2 separate regions of the Mus musculus genome follow, and region 2 is linked to region 1. The links are chromatin loops, found by intact Hi-C in ENCODE. Cell type or tissue: heart. All regions are shown on one strand.

Region 1 (4,000 bases):
ACACCATGCTGATGAGTATGATTTCATCAACACTGTCTTAGTTCTCAGCTGTGGATGGTTGTCCACGTGACTTCAGTGTTATAAAAAGTCTGCCCTGGAGTATGTACTCATTGAATGAAATAGTCACAGAACACTGTGGAGAAGTCACAGAGTCTGTGACTGTGGTAAATCGCTGTTTTTGTTCAGCTTTGCTCTGCTTTTATAGAAGAACCAACTAACAATGGAGACGTTGAGTTGCCCATGACACACAGCTGATGGGGTGGCAGCCTTAGGCCTTGTTTATGAGTGTGGACATTTCAGAACAGACTACTCCATCATGCGGGGGATCAGCATTCAGAGATGACAGACTGCTATTTCCCTCCGTTTGGCCAGATGGATCAGTTAGAGAAGGACTTCTGAATATAACACAGATAACCAGAGATCCAATGAGCTCAGCTGTGGGAGCCATTTAATGTTCTTTGTGACAGCGTTGCTACTATTCCCTAGAAGACCAGGGCTCTGACTTGGGCTGAATGTGTTTTTTTGTGCTACCGCTCTTAGAGAGCTTCGTAGAATTACATGCTCTGAAGTACAGAAGTGTAGCAGGAAATGTCCTCACAGACGATGGGAGAGTTCTTTACTAGGACACCAAAATCTGCCCATCTTTCTGTGTTTGCCTCAGCAATCCATGGATATGAAGGTAATGTCTTCAGACAACTACATTCGGCTCATTCTAACGTTGGAAGTTAAGGAGCCATTCTTGGAATGGGCAGGCCTTTTGTGTCCTCCCTTCATCAAACTCTGAGAAGAATTCTCTGTCTAATGAGATAAGTTCTTGTCAGGAAGTTGTAGACAAAGAGAAATATTTTTAAAATGCTGCATTTAAGATTTTACGTAGCACCTAACCAAATTCGAAGAGCTCCCATAACGTCAGTTATTCTCCTGCCTTATTACCAACATCTCTGGTATTCCATGAAATTACCTTTTCATGAAATATGGTAAGGTTCTCAACAAATATTGCTTCACTTAGACTTTGAGTAATTTGTGTGCCTCCAGCTGACTGTGTAGCTCAGGGAGAGACTTCTTCCTCTGTGGTTCTCACGTGTTCAGTAAAATGTAGATAACCCTTCCGCTGTATTCAGGTTCTCAGTGGCAAGCCTCTGAGTGTGTGGCTCTTGACAAGTCACAGTTACTGTCTCCAAAATGAGAGTACAAGGAAAAGCCCCAGCAACTGGTGAGCATCAAAAGAAAAAGAGTGTAGTTCACATCTCACTCTCACTCTCACATAGATACTGAGGAGGGGAGAGTAGAAACAAGCTGGTATAGAGTGTGCTGGTATTGTCAGCGGTGTTCATAAAGAATCAAGGGCCTCTGTGGAGCTCGTGCTCTGTATACCCATCACTCAAAGAATTCTGCTGGGACACAAGTTCAAGTGGTAAAATGTCCCAAAACGGGCCCTTTGCATTTTCTGTAGTATAATCAGGAGTGGGACCTCTAAGCAACAGAGTGAACATCCAACACTCATCATTCATCTAGAGTATGCTAAGCTCAGTTTCCTTGTCTGTAAAATGGGAATGAAACCATGGTAGTGCTTCAGTGAACCATAGCAGAATTCTGTGCTTAATAATATCCTAAGAGATAGCTTTCTTTAAAAGTATGGTAATTCAGCAAGGTTCCATTTGATTTCATGAAGCAATTACCAAAATATTGTTTTAATAAGTAATCATTTATTATACAGATAAAACAGAGATTAGTCGTTATATTTGCCCCAGAAAGTTTTACAATTAGCAAAAGTTTTCAATGGATTCAGTAGAAACATATTGTTAAGAATATGCAGTAATATGCAACAATGCAGAAAGAATTGCACATTGACGCAGTTTGTGTAGTTCAATAAATACTGTATTGGTTTCAGGATGGAAAGAGGATGTTGCCGAAATAATTGTGATGTGATAGCTTAAAAAAAATAACAGCAACAATAGGCCAGTGTGCAGGCCAGCAGGAAGCTACAACAATACCCCCACCTTTTTCCTGTACCTTGCCTGAGTTCCTTCAGGCGACACAGATAACCGATGGGCGATAACGTCCAGGACTGGCTTTGGTGCCCATGGAAAATAGAAGAATTAGTGTCAAACTGTTATCTGATCAGAAAGTGGACACAGCAAACGCCCTTTCCATGCTGTGTTTAAGGAAAGTCCCTTGTGGGCACAAAGTCCTCTTTCCTCCTGAACTGTTCCTCCAACTGCTCAGAGACTTATTCTTTGGGGCATTCAGTGTGAGGTCAGTTCTTGCCTGGTGTGCGGTGCATTATGGGAGCAGTCAGTGCACACAATGTGTTACTATCTGCAAAGAGCAATTTGAGAGCCACCAAAGAACTTTGCACTTTCATTATATATGCTCATGTATAATCCTGCAAAGCTCAAAAGTGGCTGAGTTCTGCAACCTCCCATAGAGCCTCAGTTTCCTCAGTTGTGCATGGACCATATTGATGTTATGCATATCTGATTGGCTATTATGGGGCTTGTATGAGAATATGCTGCTCAAATGTTTAGCCAGTCACATATTGGGTACTGTTTGCTGTGTGTCAGTACTCAATAGCCACTTTTAATAGTAGCAGGCCTGACAGTGGTAAATGAAGGCTGCATCAATCATCAATATATTTACTGAATAGTCAACATTCTGAACATCATGTTAGGCTGGGCAGAATGGAGAGAGATGGTACTCAAGCAACATGCTCAAGGAGTATGAGAAGTAACAGAAAGAGGCACATATCAGTATAGACTGAGATGTGTGTATGTTTGTGTGTGTGTGTAAGTGCATGTGTGTATATATATGTGTGTGTTTGTATATGTGTGTGTATATGTGTGTGTACATGTATGTGTATGTGTATATGTATGTGTGTGTGCATGTGTGTGTGTCTGTGTGTGTGCCTCTGTGTGTGTGTGTGTGTATGTGTGTGTGTGTGTGTGTGTTTTACTTGTTTAGATAGTGAAGTCAGAAAACGCCTTGCCTGTGAGGGGACATTAGACCATAGACATCACAAAAGGAGTGTGGCCAACATTTTTATGTCCTGTCAGAGGGAAGAGCCATGTCAAAGTTTTACAGGCAGTGGAAATGTCTTTGTTTGTCATGGTGAACTGCAAGAACCTCTGTGTCCCTGGGACAGGGGGAACTATGTCACCTTGCTCTAGATACCTTTGGGAAGACATATTGTAGGCTGGCAAAAGTAGATTCAAAAATATCAGTCTGGAGACAGGATGGGAACAGTAATGATGGATCTGGCCGAGTTCACTGAGTAAAAGTGTAAAAAGACCCATTGCTGAGCAATCCCTAAGTACCTTCTGATCTACAGGGATAGAGGACAAAACAAGGAAGCACTTATGACTTCCAACATCCCAGGTTCTATACCATATGTTCCCTTGGTACATGTCTGTAAGCCGTGCCAATTACAATGTTAGTGTTCTATGAGGTAAAAAAGAAAAGGTACCATGACAGGCTGACACAGTAAACAAAAGTTTGAGAGATAGAAAGAGAGATACAGAGAAACAGAGACAGAGAGACTTTCTTTTTAAAATGTCTGAAAATTTTGAATATGCAAAGATAAAATCAGCGGTTCATTTTGAGGCATCTTTATAAGGACATCAACCAACTCAAGTGTAGGGTTTAATGTCCCTAAACATTTGGTCATTTCTGGAATTGTGCTACATAAAACAGTGCTACAGGGAATATTGTGTGTAGTGGGGTGACCATGGCTGAGCTACTCATCCTGTCTGACTTCAGTTTCTTCATATGTAAAGAAAAGAAACCAGTAGTGTTTACCATGGAGGACCAAGGAGGAAGTGGATTAAGGCAGTGATCAGAACACTGGATAAATGTGAGCATTTCTCCAAAGCAACTATTTCTGAGTAGTTACCAAGCTACACACCTGGGGAAGTTGTTAGACTCTAAGAGGAGTCAGTTATGTCAGTCCAACACAGGAAGAGGTTCTCCAAAGATGATGTCTTTTAGATTGAGCACCACAACC
Region 2 (4,000 bases), 520 kb before region 1:
ATTTGGAGAGACAGAGAGACTCTGAATCTATTTCTTTCCTGGTCCCATGAGTGATACCATAGTTGATGACCATACAGAGAAGCCCAGTGTGATAGAGAAGCTTGACTTGTGCATTCATGTAGTAGATTCTTCCCAGATGTGTCAACCACATGGAAGCTGTAAGGCTTAAACCCTCAATATGATCTGCTGCACCCAAGGAAGGAGGAAAGAGAAAGTAATAAGGGATGGAGTGAAGAACAATTGTTTATTACTATCATAATGCAGGGTGACCCAGTAAATGTTCAAATGTTCCCAATGTGTTAGGTAGGGCTCATCTGTAGAGTGACATTACTGAGAGGTGTGGTGGGCCTTAAGGAGCTGGAAACTTATGGAAAATTTTTAGGTTATTGGGGGGTTAGCATCAAAAGGAATGGTGGGACTCAGGCCTGTCCTCCTCTTTGTTTCTGGTTTATCATGTAAGTGGTTTAATTACACCTTGTTCTTTTCCCTTGATGCACTATTATCCTTGCTTGAGGCCCAAAACAAAGGTGCCACCTTCAGAGTCATGAGCCAACATAAAACCCTTTGTCTTTATGATGTAAATTATTTTACTAATTTTGTTATAGCAACGTGAAGCTACTGAAGCATTCAGCATTGAATATCATGTGGTTCTGTTGGGTGCTACCTTCTTCCGACAGATCCCGAGAGAACATTGTTTCCTTCCTTTCCCACGAGGTTGCTCTCGGATGGGGCAGTGAACAATGAGTTTTATCGTTCACGTTAACATTTATTAGTAAACAGGACAGATAATGTCATATGTCTGCTCTCTTGAATGGGGTGAAGCCTTAGTTCTCTGCTCCTTGGCGTTCTCAAATGGCAAAGATTGCTGCAGGCATATGTGGTGAGTGATAGGATTAGCTAGTACACTAGCTGGGTCATGTAAGAGAATTCTCAGTTAACTGATGTGACAGATTCAAAACAACATCTAAGTTAGGTTTTTCCACTAAAGGAGATCATTGGGTATCTCAAAGACCTCAACTAAACTATCCTAAGGGCTAGGGATAGAGTGAAACTGACACATGCGCACATGCAGATTTGTAGATATAGATACAGATATATGTAGATTCAATATAGTATGTATACATACATATTTTACATACATATATAGATGTATGTCAAAATAAACTACAGATTAAAATTGTAAAAATCTTAAAATTGGACCACTGCACAACTCAAATTCATTTTCCAAAAGCCTTAAAAAAATCAGCTGATCTAGAACCATTGTAAAAATAGACTTATGAGTTTCTTGATTCAAACTCTGAACTTTTTGTCAAAATAGAGCAACTTGACTATGAACGACTGCAAGAAATGTATATTCCAGGTTTCCCTCCATTTCCATTTTTTATTGTCATAAGTTTGGGGGAGTAGGCTAAGCTATTATGAATCATGTTTGGGGGGTGGTGGTAGAGAGATGGCTCAGCAGTTAAGAGCATTTGCAGTCCTTGCAGAGGACCTGGGTTCCATTCCTAGCACCCACACATTGGATTATGACCATCTATAACTCCAGTTCCACGGAGCAAGCAGGCAGACCCATGATGCTCATACGCAAGTAAAGCATTTGTACATATAAGCTAAAGAGATCTAAAATTTGTTTTAAAATTGCATTTGAAAACAAAATAAAACAAAACCCACCTGAGCTAACAAGGTTAGGGGGATGAGAAATGTATTGTTTCTTTTCCGGGGAAATTAGCTTTGCTGTTCATGTAGCTGCTAAGCTTCAGCTTCTACCTCTCTGCCCGAGGACGTGCGAGAGTGCCAACAGCTGTTTGTCTCTGCAGCTTAGCTCTGCGTGTGATTCCTGGGGTTAGCGTGGATCTATTCCTTTTATGAAATGAGTAATTAGTCCATCTAGTTTATTCTCAGAAAGGTGGAGAGGCTGAAGAACTACCCTCAATGTTTCTTTCACATGGCTGCCGTAGAAGAGAAATAAAGACTATGAGATATAAAGTGCAGAGTCTGAATGGCCATTACTTCCCATTATTATGATTAGCAATGGCTTCATAAACTCTGAGTATCCTGGTTGTGTGCGTGCATTTTATTAACATGTATGTGTAGACCCTCCCACTTTAAGGTCAATCAATAACCATGCATCGAGCATCCACTAGCAGCTGGGTCCTTGGTTAAGGGACAAACTGGTTTCTCTCCTCAATGCTGTAGACACACCTGGAGAGGAAAATATATATGCAGACAGCTTTTGTGAGCGAAACAGCAATTGCTTAAGCTGCTATTTGGCTTGAAATTAGAGAAGATTCATCGCAGAGGCCAGAGTGGGTGAAGAGATCTCAAGTAGTTCATTTTTATTTTAAATACTTTTTTCCATTTCTCTTTTCCATTTCTTGGGAGTTGAAAGTGGACATCTGGGATATATTTAGGACTGGCTCTATTTTCCTTTTCTTGAGTTTTCTCTGAGAATTTTCCATGGGCATGAGAGCAATTGGGATTTTGTTGTTTCCTTGATTTATGTCAGTTCCTTCCTTCCTTCCCTTCAGCAACCACCTTAGGTCATTTGATTTCCTGTTCTAAGCAGTTCCCCAGGACAGAGCTTTTGCTTTAATCTTTTACCTTCAGCTTCAAACTGTTTTTTTCCTGTTCTGTTTGGTGCTTGATGAATCTTTTTGAGATTTAGTGACAGTTTTGAGCTTGGTTGAAATCCATATCTGGGAAGAAGTTATACAGGTTACAGAAAGGTGGGACAGTTTTCTGGATGTATACCCAAGCAATAACATGGAATGCCTGGGAAAGCATTTGGAGGTGGGGTGTGGTGTAAGCGGGGGCAGTGTAGTTTTGGGAAAACAGTGAGTTTGAGTTTTCCTCTTTGGAGTCTCATTATTCTCTCTTTCCCATTGAACATTTCATTTGTGCTTCAGTACTTTCAGATCTCTAGTTATTTATAGAGGAAGCTTAACAAATGTAAAGCCGTTGTAGCTTATGCTAATGCTTTTGTTACTCTTTTGAAAAATGGAAAAATGAGCACCAACCCCCACTTGAGGTAAGCCACGGTCCCCCTAGAGCACATTTCAAAGAGTTTATTAGTTGGAAGACATGATTAAGTCTCACCAGCCCTACCACAGCCCTTTTCCAGTCTCTCCTGCTGTCTGCATTACTTGACAGGATGGAGGGAATGTCTCTGAGTCACCAGAATCTCCTGGCCCTGGCTGATGTGAGTGTGTTTGCTCTTTGATATTATCTGCAATGCACTTCCAGAGAGCTTGTGGCAGCTTCTATCATTCATCACGGATGCACCAGCCTTGAACAAGGTGAATCTCTCTAAATATCTGAGCATCAAGGTGCCATGGAGCTACTTGCTGGCTTCCTCACTCAGGCTCCTGTTTAGCTAGCTTTCTAATACAAGTCAAGAACAGCTGCCTAGTACCATGTGCATAGTACCATGCACAGTGGGCTGGGGGCCTTCATACATCAATTAACTATCAAGGCAATTTCCCACAGTTACACTAACAGGCTATTCTGATCTAGGCAATGCCTCAATTACCTCTAGGTTGTGTCAAATTGACAGTTGAAGCTAACTGGGATACCCTGCCTGTCAAGTAGGAAGAAGGAAAGTAGTATTCTCAAATAATGAGGGAATGTGACCTTTTTTTACCCAGTTAATCCATTTAATGCTAAGAAATCAAGAAAAGGCAGTAGTGTCTGAACTGTGTGAGTCAGGACAATTATTAGTTACTTTTGTGCATCTGAAACCAAAATATCTGAGAGAACAATAGGAAGACGTTTTACTTTGGCTCATGATTTCAGAGTGTGCCTTCTATGGTCACATGTGTGCCATGCATTTGGGCGGGATATCCTGGCAGTGAGAGCATGAGGCTTCACTGACCTACTAACCTCCTCTTCATGGTGATATTTCTCTTACTTCAGTTCAAAAATGTCTGGTCTCAACACATGGACCATTTTCACCTTGCCTTTTCCACTGAAACCATCCAAATTCTGTTTTATTTTTCATGAA

The links. Hi-C counts contacts between places; a loop is a spot of excess contacts. Peaks named below come from ENCODE experiments on the same cell type or tissue, not always from the same donor. Only the 100,000 strongest peaks of a DNase experiment are listed, where the experiment ranks them.
Region 2: a loop joins it to region 1, with 2.7 times the contacts of the local background. A loop is called at or near these places in 2 of 42 quality-filtered maps.

What each region holds. Positions count from the first base shown.
Region 1 is chr5:44,763,218-44,767,217 of GRCm38, reverse strand. All of the region lies in intron 1 of Ldb2 (LIM domain binding 2), which reads left to right. Among named protein-coding and RNA genes, the nearest start is that of Ldb2, 35 kb to the left of the region's middle. In heart, no CTCF peak of the experiment used is centred here; a DNase peak (open chromatin) is centred at 2,047.
Region 2 is chr5:45,283,383-45,287,382 of GRCm38, reverse strand. The region is part of intron 4 of D5Ertd615e (DNA segment, Chr 5, ERATO Doi 615, expressed); the gene reads left to right. Among named protein-coding and RNA genes, the nearest start is that of Gm46912, 120 kb to the right of the region's middle. In heart, no CTCF peak of the experiment used is centred here; no DNase peak of the experiment used is centred here.